Linked DNA regions of Homo sapiens: region 1 is linked to region 2. Evidence: chromatin loops called from intact Hi-C (ENCODE). Cell type or tissue: Caco-2. All regions are shown on one strand. Each heading gives the region's core, and the rest is flanking DNA. Links, peaks and the distances in the headings are about the cores only.

Region 1 (2,500 bases), core at 1-2,500, 610 kb after region 2:
GAAAAGTATGTCAAGAAGCCGAGAGGTAACTAAATCAAGGAGGGACAAGGGAGTGATTAACCAATCATGTCCTAAAGGGCAGAAAGGTCAAGAAAAGGGAGGACTGACAAAGGCCATTGAATTTATCGATTAAGAGGTTAAAATGTCGAGTGTTTATTCTAAATGCAGTGGGTGACACTTACCGGTGGTCAAGTCAGGATCTTGAGTGGTTTGTTCTTTCTCTTCCTTGTCAATCTCCGATGTACTAGAATCTTCCGTTACTGAGACTAAAGTGAAAGAAGATAAAACATGAGCTATGCATGCATTATATACATGTGACTACATACAACTGTAGTTACGTAAGTCTTCCCAGAGCAGCTTGGGAAGCCAAATTTAAAAACAGTACTGAGATCATTTGTGAACTATGGATTTCTTGCAAACATAATTGCAAATGGCTAGGCTCACTTTGCCTTATTTTTTTAAGGTAAATGTTTTGGGCATTTACTCTGTGCCTGGCCTTGAACTGAGCACTTGGTATATATTATTTCTCACCACAGCTCTGAGAAAACGGAGGTTTAGAGCAGTTATGTAAAGTACCTAAAGTCCTGTAGCAAATAAGTGGCAAAGCCAATACATAAACTCTGTTTTACCTAACTCTAGAGCCCAGCATTTAAACCATTATTTCATATTTCCATCCTGAATCAGGCCTATTAGGGAGAAGGTCTTTAGGATGCTTCAAGATAACAACTGAACACCGAGGAACGGCATTCCAAGCTTTAATTATAGAAAACCTACAGCCTGAAATTTATGTTGAAATATAGCTTCAGTTATTCAAACCTCTGCTTGCCTCCCCATTAGAAGTGGGATGTACTATGATGTTTTTTCTAGATAAGATAAATTATAAAAAATCAGAAACTGTGTGGTTTTTTTTTCCAGATTTTACTGCTGATGTTTCCAATTTCCTTTTTTCTCTCTGCAGTTTCTTGCTTTTTAGTCCATTGCACAGCGCCACTATGTGGACCCCGAGGGGAATGAAGCCTCCCATTCTATTGAAAATGGGTATTAAATGTAATAAAATCGTAGAAATGGAAAGCTGAAAGGAATTTTAGAAACCCTATTTTAAAAGTCTTATATATGAAAAAGCAGAGCAGAAAATTGAGTTGCTCAGTAGCAAGCCGTTAAAGATTACTAGATTCTAAACACGTTTACAAATATTGGATTATTAAAGCAAGTGATGTGGCTGTTCCACTTCATAATATTTTCAATTTCCATTGTCCTTCAAAAAATTGTATGGTACATGTTGTATTTATCAGTGTTTAGAAATCCCAAACATTTACTTTTAAATATTATTTAGGATACAAATTTTTAAAAATATGATCTGATACTCAGAACTATGAACATGATAATGCTCTGAAAGCCCTTATTCCAACAAATGAAATTATTATTGACACATTACATGAAATGGAAAGAGAATATGTAGGAATTTATGCCTTTCTGGATGAGGCTAATAGTCTTGCTCAAAGCACCATAACCAATTCTTTCTTTCTTTCTTTTTCTTTCTTTCTTTCTTTTTCTTTCTTTCTTTCTTTCTTTCTTTCTTTTTCTTTCTTTCTTTTCTTTCTCTCTTTCTTTCTTTTTCTTTCTTTCTTTTTCTTTCTTTCTTTTCTTTCTCTCTTTCTTTCTTTCTTTCTTTCGTAATTCATTTTCTGAGAAGCTGCTATTGCTGGATACTATGCTAGGTAAAATACAAAGTTAAATTAGATATACAATCATTGCTCTGAGTTAACCTCTAGTGAGTTCACTGTCTAAAAAATTGGAATTATAATCCAGGCTTTCTAAATTATTCTGTATTTGTAGTTCAATCCCATCATCAAAAATGACCTGAGTTATTGACAATCAAGTAATTGATGTGCCTTCAGAGGTGATTTTGTTATTCAATGACAACACCAAATCTCCAGCTTCTGCTTCTTTTCTCTTTGTTGATACCAAGTCTGTGTTTTGTGTTTGGTGTGCTTCAGATGGGAAAACAAAGAAACGAGTCTCTCTATAAATGAATTCAACTTTGTCCTTTACTGCAGAGGAAATTCAAATGTCACAGTCGTGAATGTGTGTGTGTACATGTGTACATCTCTATCTCAGGCAAACTAGAACTGAACTTGCAAAGCTTTATGTCAGCCTGAAGCCCATCCCACTAAGTATTCCGATGCCTGATGTGGTTCTTCTCTAGGATGGTACAAAGCTGGAGCCAGTTGGAGGGGCCTGTATGGTCTTAGTAAAAATTAAAACAAAAAATATTCTTAAAACTTAGAATGAGAAAAATAACCTTCCCAAGGAAACGTGATTTTTTAAAAACAAGTTTGAATGATTTTGACACTTACCAGTACTGGTGGGCTGCTGTGGGTCTTGAGAGGATAGAGAGTTTCTCTCCAGAGCATCTGAAGCTGTCTCTTCATCAGTAACTAGGAAAGGGGAAAAACAAAATTCTGCTACTATAGAGAGCAGTTTTACCCACATTGTGCTC
Region 2 (7,661 bases), core at 2,554-5,053:
GACCAGCCTGACCAACATGGGGAAGCCCCGTCTCTACTAAAAATATAAAAATTAGCGGGGCATGGTAGCACTTGCCTGTAATCCCAATTACTCCGGAGGCTGAGGTGGGAGAATCTCTTGAACCCAGGAGGTGGAGGTTGCAGTGAGCTGAGATTGCACCACTGCACTCCAGCCTATGTGACAGAGCGAGATTCTGTCTCAGAAAAAAAAAAAATTAAAAATTAAAAAATTAAAAAATCACATTTCCATTAAAAAGAAAATATCTCCTTGATTTCCACCCATTGTTCTACTCAAAATAATATTAAGTCTTGATTCTATCATCCTTGGTGTTCTCTACCCCCTCTCAGCAGAGGGTCCACCATAAGTTGATAAATGTGGTAAAAGTACCTTCTGCTTTTTCACCCAGCTTGTTGATAAAAACGATAAACAGAGCTAGACCAAAAGCAGAGCCCCTGCGGTAGGCCAGCTGAGACTTCCTTTTGGTTAACGTCAATACCATCAACTTTCTGTAGGCAAAGAAGTTTAACTTGCTACAGCAAATTTACCTCTGTCTACAATTCACAGGCACTGCATGAAGCAGGTGCTGGCTGGTCCTCACACTGAGTGCTTAGTTAGCTGTATCTCCAATCCTCAACCAACCATTGAAGAGCCTCCATATTTTCATTGCATCCTAGACATCCCACCTCATTTTTCATTAACGCTGCTGCCACCTGACACCATCCAACACCTGACATCCTGGGCTATGCAGCTTCCTCAGGCACAAAATGCCCTTCACCTCCTGACCCACATTGTACCCAACCTATAGGGCATGACTCAAGTCCTAACTCCACTGTAAAGTTTGTTGTTGTTGTTGTTGTTGTTTTTAGACGAAGTCTCCCTCTGTTGCCCAGGCTGGAGTGCAGTAGCGCGATCTTGGCTCACTGCAACCTCTGCCTCCCAGGTTCAAGCGATTCTCCTGCCTCAGCCTCGGAGTAGCTGGAATTAGAGGCACATGCCACCATGTCTGGCTAATTTTTGTAGTTTCAGTAGAGATGAGGCTTTACCGTGTTGACCAGGCTAGTCTCGAACTCCAGATCTCAAGTGATCCGCCCGCCTCGACCTCCCAAAGTAATGAGATTGCCGGTGTGAGCCACCAAGCCCTGCTCAGTATGAAGTCTTTTCAACCTATTTGGTTTGCCACACGTTGACTTCTTTTGCTGAACACAAAAAGCCTCTGGAACCAGCCCCTTTGTGTTGCTCCTTCTCCTTTATGGGGTGAAAGTTTTGTCTTTCTAATCAGTCAAGCACAGAGGTCTCAGGCGCTCCCATTCCTCTTCAGTTTTCCACATTTTTTTGCACAGAGCAGAGGCACAATCTTCCTCAAACATTCCACCCCACCCCCTCTATTCTTTGCCCCCATCTCGCCCTCGGAGTTGGACCTTACCTTTCTTCCCGCGCTCGAGGACTCAGGAACCTGCTAGAATCATCATCGTGGCTGCTCTGCTGACTGCTCTGTTGGCTGCTGAGGAAAGACATAGGATATCAACCGTTAACTTCAGCTTCTTTCTCAACCCTGGGGGAGGTCACTTAGACTTCAACTAGACAAAGACATGGGGTTACAAAATTTTAAAGATACAAGTTCCCCCAAGTAAGTCTAGCATAGAGAATGCACAGTTAGACCATATGAGAAATGACACAAGGCTGATAAAATCCCCAGCCATCACACCTGCAGACTGTCTGTTGCCAGCCAAAACAGAAGAGGCCCATCTCGCCCTGCTACCACACTCTTCCCTGGCTATATAAACCTCAAAGAGCAAATGCCTCCAGCATTCTCTCTACCCACTCCTCTTCCTCTCTCTGATGGGATTATAATCCCATTCTCCTCAGCCCACCGGAGACTCTCAAGCCACTGACATGGACTGGGTGGGGTGTTGTGGGGAGGGTGTGAGATGTGTGGGAGGAGGGAGATTCCGGTAAGACAGAAGACTAGATGGGGCCAGGGGTCACCTAGTCTGCTTCTCCAGTAAGGCAAAAGGCTGGATGGGGTCTGGGGTCACTTAGTCTGCTACTCTGCCTCCAGGGGAGGCTGAGGCGGATGAGAAATAGAAGAAGGAATAAAGGGTGGACTCTCCACACCTTAAGGCACTGTAAGTGAGATAATTACACAGCTTTAGTTCAGGCAGAGTTCTTTTGGGAGGTCATATCTTATAATAATACGGGAAAGAATGGCCTTTCCTCTTACTCCAGAGAAAGAAAAGCTTATCAGACACTTCATGACACTAACTGCTGGCATAGCTGATGAACAAATCATTTTTATTAATTATTATTAAATACTCCAGCCATCTGATCAGGAGTCCACAAACTAGAAACTCTAGGCTCAATCTAGAGCCACGTGTTTTTGCTCAGCCCCGTGAGCTAAGGGTGGTTTTTGTACTTTTTAGTGGTTGGAAGAAAAAAAATCCAAAAAAGAATATTTCATGACAGGTGAAAATGATGTGAAATTTAAATTTAGTGTCCACAAATGAAGTTTTACTGGAACACAGCTAAGCCTACATTTACATATTATCTTTGGCTATTTTCCTGCTACCATGTCAGAGCTGAGTGGTTAAGGCAGAGTTGAGTAACTAAGACAGAGTTGTGGGCACCATAGGCCCACAAAGCCCACAATGCTCACCATCTGGCCCTTTACAGAGAAAGTTGGCCAACCCCTGTTTTACATAGGTTCTATTAATAATAAATCCTTATTACCAGGAAGTTGGCCAACCCCTGCTTCACATAGGTTCTATTAATAATAAATCCCTATTACCATAAATGTCACTATAACCAAGGCTACCACATAACCAACATTTTCTCCTTGTTCTGGTGGATCGCCTGCTGCACTAAGATGCATTGGTCTCTATAGAGTATATTCCTTAGCCTAGATGCCCAGTAGAATGCACACTGGACAATCTTGCCGAGCAAGTGCTTGCTCCAGTGTCTGTACACTCTCAGCCAAAGCACATGAGTTCTGTGGTCACAGTTACCACATGCTCTTATGTTCCGTTCTTCCAGCAAGAAGTAAATGACCTGAAAGGCAATTAACATCCAATTTTCAAACACAGACACAAGAAACCATACACGTTACCACACACACCAGAAACCGGAACAGCGCCATACACAAAGCCTCCGGCTGCTCGGCAGAACTCACTGTGTACGGAATCCCTTTCTCCTTCCCTTCCATGCAGCACGTTTTTACAGCTCGTTCACTATGCAGTGGCTGCTCATCATTTTCACTTTGCCAGCTCGGATGGATTTGCCTATTACCAACTCCACATAACCAAATTTCACTATAATGTCGTTAACTCATGAGATGTCTTACTTGGAACTGGCCTGTTATATGAATCAAGCATCCCCTTATATACAACCTGGGACAAGTGTTACTCCACAGTAGGCAGCACACAGATGACTGTAACTCAAATTCCAAAGCCCACACAGCTCCAGAAGCAGGGTCTACACTGTGGGAGAACACACCATTTACAACAGTCAACAGGGCTCAACCAAGCCAACCACAATCAGCATTGCAGCCTCTTCAAAGCAGGGGTCAAACTTGACCCCGCTGAGCCAGGATGGGCTGGTTCTTCCTAGTCCCCCTATCCTCCCCCGGCAATCAAAATTTTAAACTAATAAAGGGGGCTCCCAGAACTCAAGGCCATCTACCAGGATTTCAGAAAAATAATTCTAAGCTGATATTTGCAAGTTTACCCACTAGATGGCACTGTAGACTTCCAAACCAGAACTACAAGGAAAACCAATAAGGAGCCTCAGGAACCGGAACCAGGAACTGCCTCCTTTCTGGCGCCCCTCTCTGGCCTGCCTTCCCATGGCTTAGAAAACAGTTCAGATGGCAGAGAAGGCAGCAATGGGTCATGTTCAAACTGTGTATTGGTTTCAAATAAATATCAAACTACATGCATCCAACAAGTATTCACATCACGCTATGTGTACACGAAGCATCATCAAGACAATGGTTAAGAGTCTACAGTATGGAACCAGGCGGGTTGGCTCATGCCTGTAATCCCAGCACTTTGGGAGGCTGAGACCGGAGGATCGCTCAAACCCAGGAGTTCCTGATCAGCCTGGGCAACCTGGTGAGACCCCATCTCTATAAAAAAAAAATTAGCCAGGCATGATGGTGTACACCTGGAGTCCCAGCTACTCGGAAGACTGTGGTGGGAGGAAGGAAGGACAAAGAAAGAAAAAGAGAAGAGGCTGGGTGTGGTGGTTCACGCCTGTAATCCCAGAACTTTGGGAGGCGAGGCGGGTGGATCACCTGAGATCAGGAGTTTGAGATGAGACTGGCCAACATGGTGAAACCTCATCTCTACTAAAAAAAATAAAAAATAACAAATAAAAAAAATTAGCCAGTCTTGGTGGCAAGCGCCTGTAATCCCAGCTACTTGGGAGACTGAGGTCAGGAGAATCACTTGAACCAGGGAGGCGGAGGTTGCAGTGAGCGAGATCGCGCCACTACACTCCAGCCTGGGCGACAGAGTGAGACTCCATCTGAAAAACAAAAAAAGAGAAGAAAAGGGAAGGAAAAGGGAAAGGGAAAAGGAAAGGGAAGGGAAGAGAAAGGGAAAGGAAAGGAAGGGAGAAGGAAGGGAAAGGAAGGGAGAAGGAGAAGGAAGGGAGAGAGAAGGGAAAGGGGAAGGGAGGGAAGGGAGGGGAGGGGAGAGAGAGGGAAAGGAAGGGAGACGGGAGGGAGGGGAAAGGGAGGCCACTAACAGATAAAACTGTCTTTTGGAAACCCTGAAAAAGAAACTCTAAACTAGGATTTGGAATGACTTTGCCTTGGCACCGATGACTGAAAGATGCCTTAACACTGCAAAGAAGGGAATTGTATAAGCAACTGTTTGCCATTCGCTCAAGACAGCTAGTCCAGTGACAATTCCATTTACCACTTACCGTTTCCATTTTCATTTCCATTTTCCATTTACCACTCTCAAGTACCCAGCACTGTGCTAGGGGAGGGGAGGGGAGGAGAGGGGAGGGAAGGGAGAATGAAAGGGAGGGGAGGGAGAGGGGAGGGGGAAGGGAAGGAAGGGGGAGAAGGGGAGAGGATGGGAGGGGGAGAGGAGGGGGAGGGGGGAGGGGAGGCAAGGGAGAGGGAAAGAAAGAGAAAAAGAAAGAAAGAAGGAGGAAAGAAAGAAAGAGAAAGAAATGTGAAGTATGAAAAAGAGCATCTGCCACATTTTAACTGCTATGTAAATGCCAGGTGCCATTATCCTATATGCAAGGCATCATTTTATGGGTTATAGGAAAAGAAAGACGTGAATCAAACAAGGATCCTGCTCTCAAAGTGCTTAGAATCAGGAAAGTAAGATTCAATATAAATAACTATATTTAAAAGCAGAAAAATGATAACTCTCAATACTATGTATTAAGTGCTATGGGAACACAGAATGCAGAAATGTCATGTCCTTCTGGGACCAGTAAGACAATTCTGTCTTAACAACAAGATTTTTGTGCTGCCACTTAAAACTGGATAGACTCAAGACATGCAGAAATGAGAAGAAAAGGCATTCTAGTTCAATTCCGTTTACCACTCTCATGTACCCAGCACTGTGCTAGGAGACAGTACTGTAAAGATGATCAGGACAAGGTCTCTCCAGCAAAGAGCTCCCAGTCTAAGACATACAAATATTCACCGTGGACTGTGATGCAACAACAGCAGAAAAATGAACAAGGTGTAGCTGGTGGACACCTCTGTTGGAAAGCTCCAGGGAACACATCAGAGAGGTGAACATCGAGCTGGAGGGACTCTAGATAAATCCATGGTGGCAACAGGCATAGGGTATATACAGGATCTTTCCTCCTCCAGTACCCTCGGCAGAGGCCTGGCCCTATTTCCTCCCATTATTTGAGCTTGTTTTTCAACAGTCTTAAAGAAGTTAAATGGGCCGGGTGCGGTGGCTCACGCCTGTAATCCCAGCACTTTAGGAAGCCGAGGCGGGTAGATCACCTGAAGTAAGGAGTTCGAGACCAGCCTGGCCAACATGGTGAAACCCTGTCTCTACTAAAAATACAAAAATTAGCCAGGTGTGATGGTGCACGCCTATAATCCCAGCTACTCGGGAAGTTGAGGCAGGAGAATCACTTGAACCTGGGAGGTGGAGGTTGCAGTGAGCCAAGATCGTGCCACTGCCCTCCAGCCTAGATAACAGAGACTCCGTCTCAAAAAAAAAAAAAAGAAGTTAAATGGATGAATTGCTGCCAACCACTCCTCCACTCAATCCCATGAAATAATATTGTTGAGCAGAATTTCCAGAGATTCAGACACTGCCTCACCCTCTCACACACACCCTTTCAATTCTTCTCTTATATGAGCCTTTTTCAATGATATAGGCCACCTGGACCCCAGGCAACTCACGCTGCTCCCTAAATAAACCTACCAGTCTTCGGAGACCATGAAAAGAGCAACCTCCAGGCCAAGGTGTTTATAAAGGAGTGCAGCATGCTACAAGGTCAAAAAGCACACCTCCCTCCACTCCAGATTAGTCAAGGCCTTAGTGGGAGAAGACATCCAGTCTGCGTCCACTCTGGGATTCAGGAGGTTGAAAAGAACTTGGAGAAAGTCCAGCAGAGGGCACTAACAGATGAAACTGTCTGTTGGAAACCCTGAAAAAGAAACTCTAAACTAGGATTTGGAATGTCCTTGCCTGGGCACCGGATGACTGAAAGATGGCTTAACACTGCAAGGAAGGGAATTTGTATAAGCAACTGCTTGCCATTCGCTCAAGACAGCTAGATATGGAACTAGGATGACTTTAATCCCTCCTGCTGTACATTCAAGCTTCAGATAAAATTCACTGTATAAATTAAATTTTGGAACACTAGACCATGTTCCTAAATAAGATGGGAAGCTCTTGGTAAAATTCTGGGATATTCCTGAGGGAAACCAGCTGAAGCAGAATCCTGGTTTTGTTTAAGACCAGCGTGCTAGTGCAGGAGCTTATCCTGGAAGGTCACATTAATACCAGCAGCACTGGAAGGACTGGGAAAAATCCACAGGAATCTGAGCCAAAGCACGCTCCACAAGGGAGAAATTCACTAGGCTTTGACCAGGAAGCTCTGCAATGCGGGCTGGGCAAATTCTCATGATTCCAGTGATCTCCCTTCCTCCCTCCCTGTACCCAGGACACGTGCAGAAAGTACAGACTAAACCCACGAACCACCAGGAAGCCGTCCTTCTGCCCTCTGAAAGGCACGGCTTTACTGCTAGAAAGACGGAATATGGCAACCTCTACTGAGTAGGTGCTTCCTAGGGAGAAACAGCTCTTTCTCTTCCAGGCAACCCTACAGGAGTCATAGCTTCCTATGCCCAGAAGGGGTTCTGAGAGATTCAGGTGGTCCCAAGCCGTCATGGGGGCATGTAGGCTGTAATGCAGTATTTCCAGAGCCTGATGGAAACTACATTTACCCACACCCAGGCTGCAGAGACTAATGTACTGCATCTCTTTACTTCTGGCTGCAACTGAGGCAATCTCTCCTGTTAGTATCAATTATCTCATGCTAATTAGAAGCTGCAAAAGGCTCTGAGTGGCAGTTATAGATGTCTTTGTGTCTTTGTTAATAAAAATGGGGAAATATATTATTTTAAGCAGTGATACAGTAGAAATAGCACCAAGGCAGACAAACCTGGG

Evidence for each region. Peaks named below come from ENCODE experiments on the same cell type or tissue, not always from the same donor. Only the 100,000 strongest peaks of a DNase experiment are listed, where the experiment ranks them.
Region 1: a loop joins it to region 2, with 2.3 times the contacts of the local background. A loop is called at or near these places in 6 of 110 quality-filtered maps.

What each region holds. Positions count from the first base shown.
Region 1 is chr11:122,862,402-122,864,901 of GRCh38, reverse strand. CRTAM (cytotoxic and regulatory T cell molecule) reads right to left here. Exons shown (of 10, transcript NM_019604.4): 6 at 2,358-2,438; 7 at 183-266. Among named protein-coding and RNA genes, the nearest start is that of JHY, 19 kb to the left of the region's middle. In Caco-2, for the core only: a CTCF peak has its summit at 978; a DNase peak (open chromatin) is centred at 1,000.
Region 2 is chr11:123,474,656-123,482,316 of GRCh38, reverse strand. It overlaps GRAMD1B (GRAM domain containing 1B), which reads right to left. Exons shown (of 20, transcript NM_001387025.1): 2 at 1,424-1,501. Among named protein-coding and RNA genes, the nearest start is that of GRAMD1B, 48 kb to the right of the region's middle. RefSeq lists a silencer at 410-499 and enhancers at 1,737-1,856, 1,897-1,946, 3,602-3,896. In Caco-2, for the core only: a CTCF peak has its summit at 3,726 (motif pointing right); a DNase peak (open chromatin) is centred at 3,816.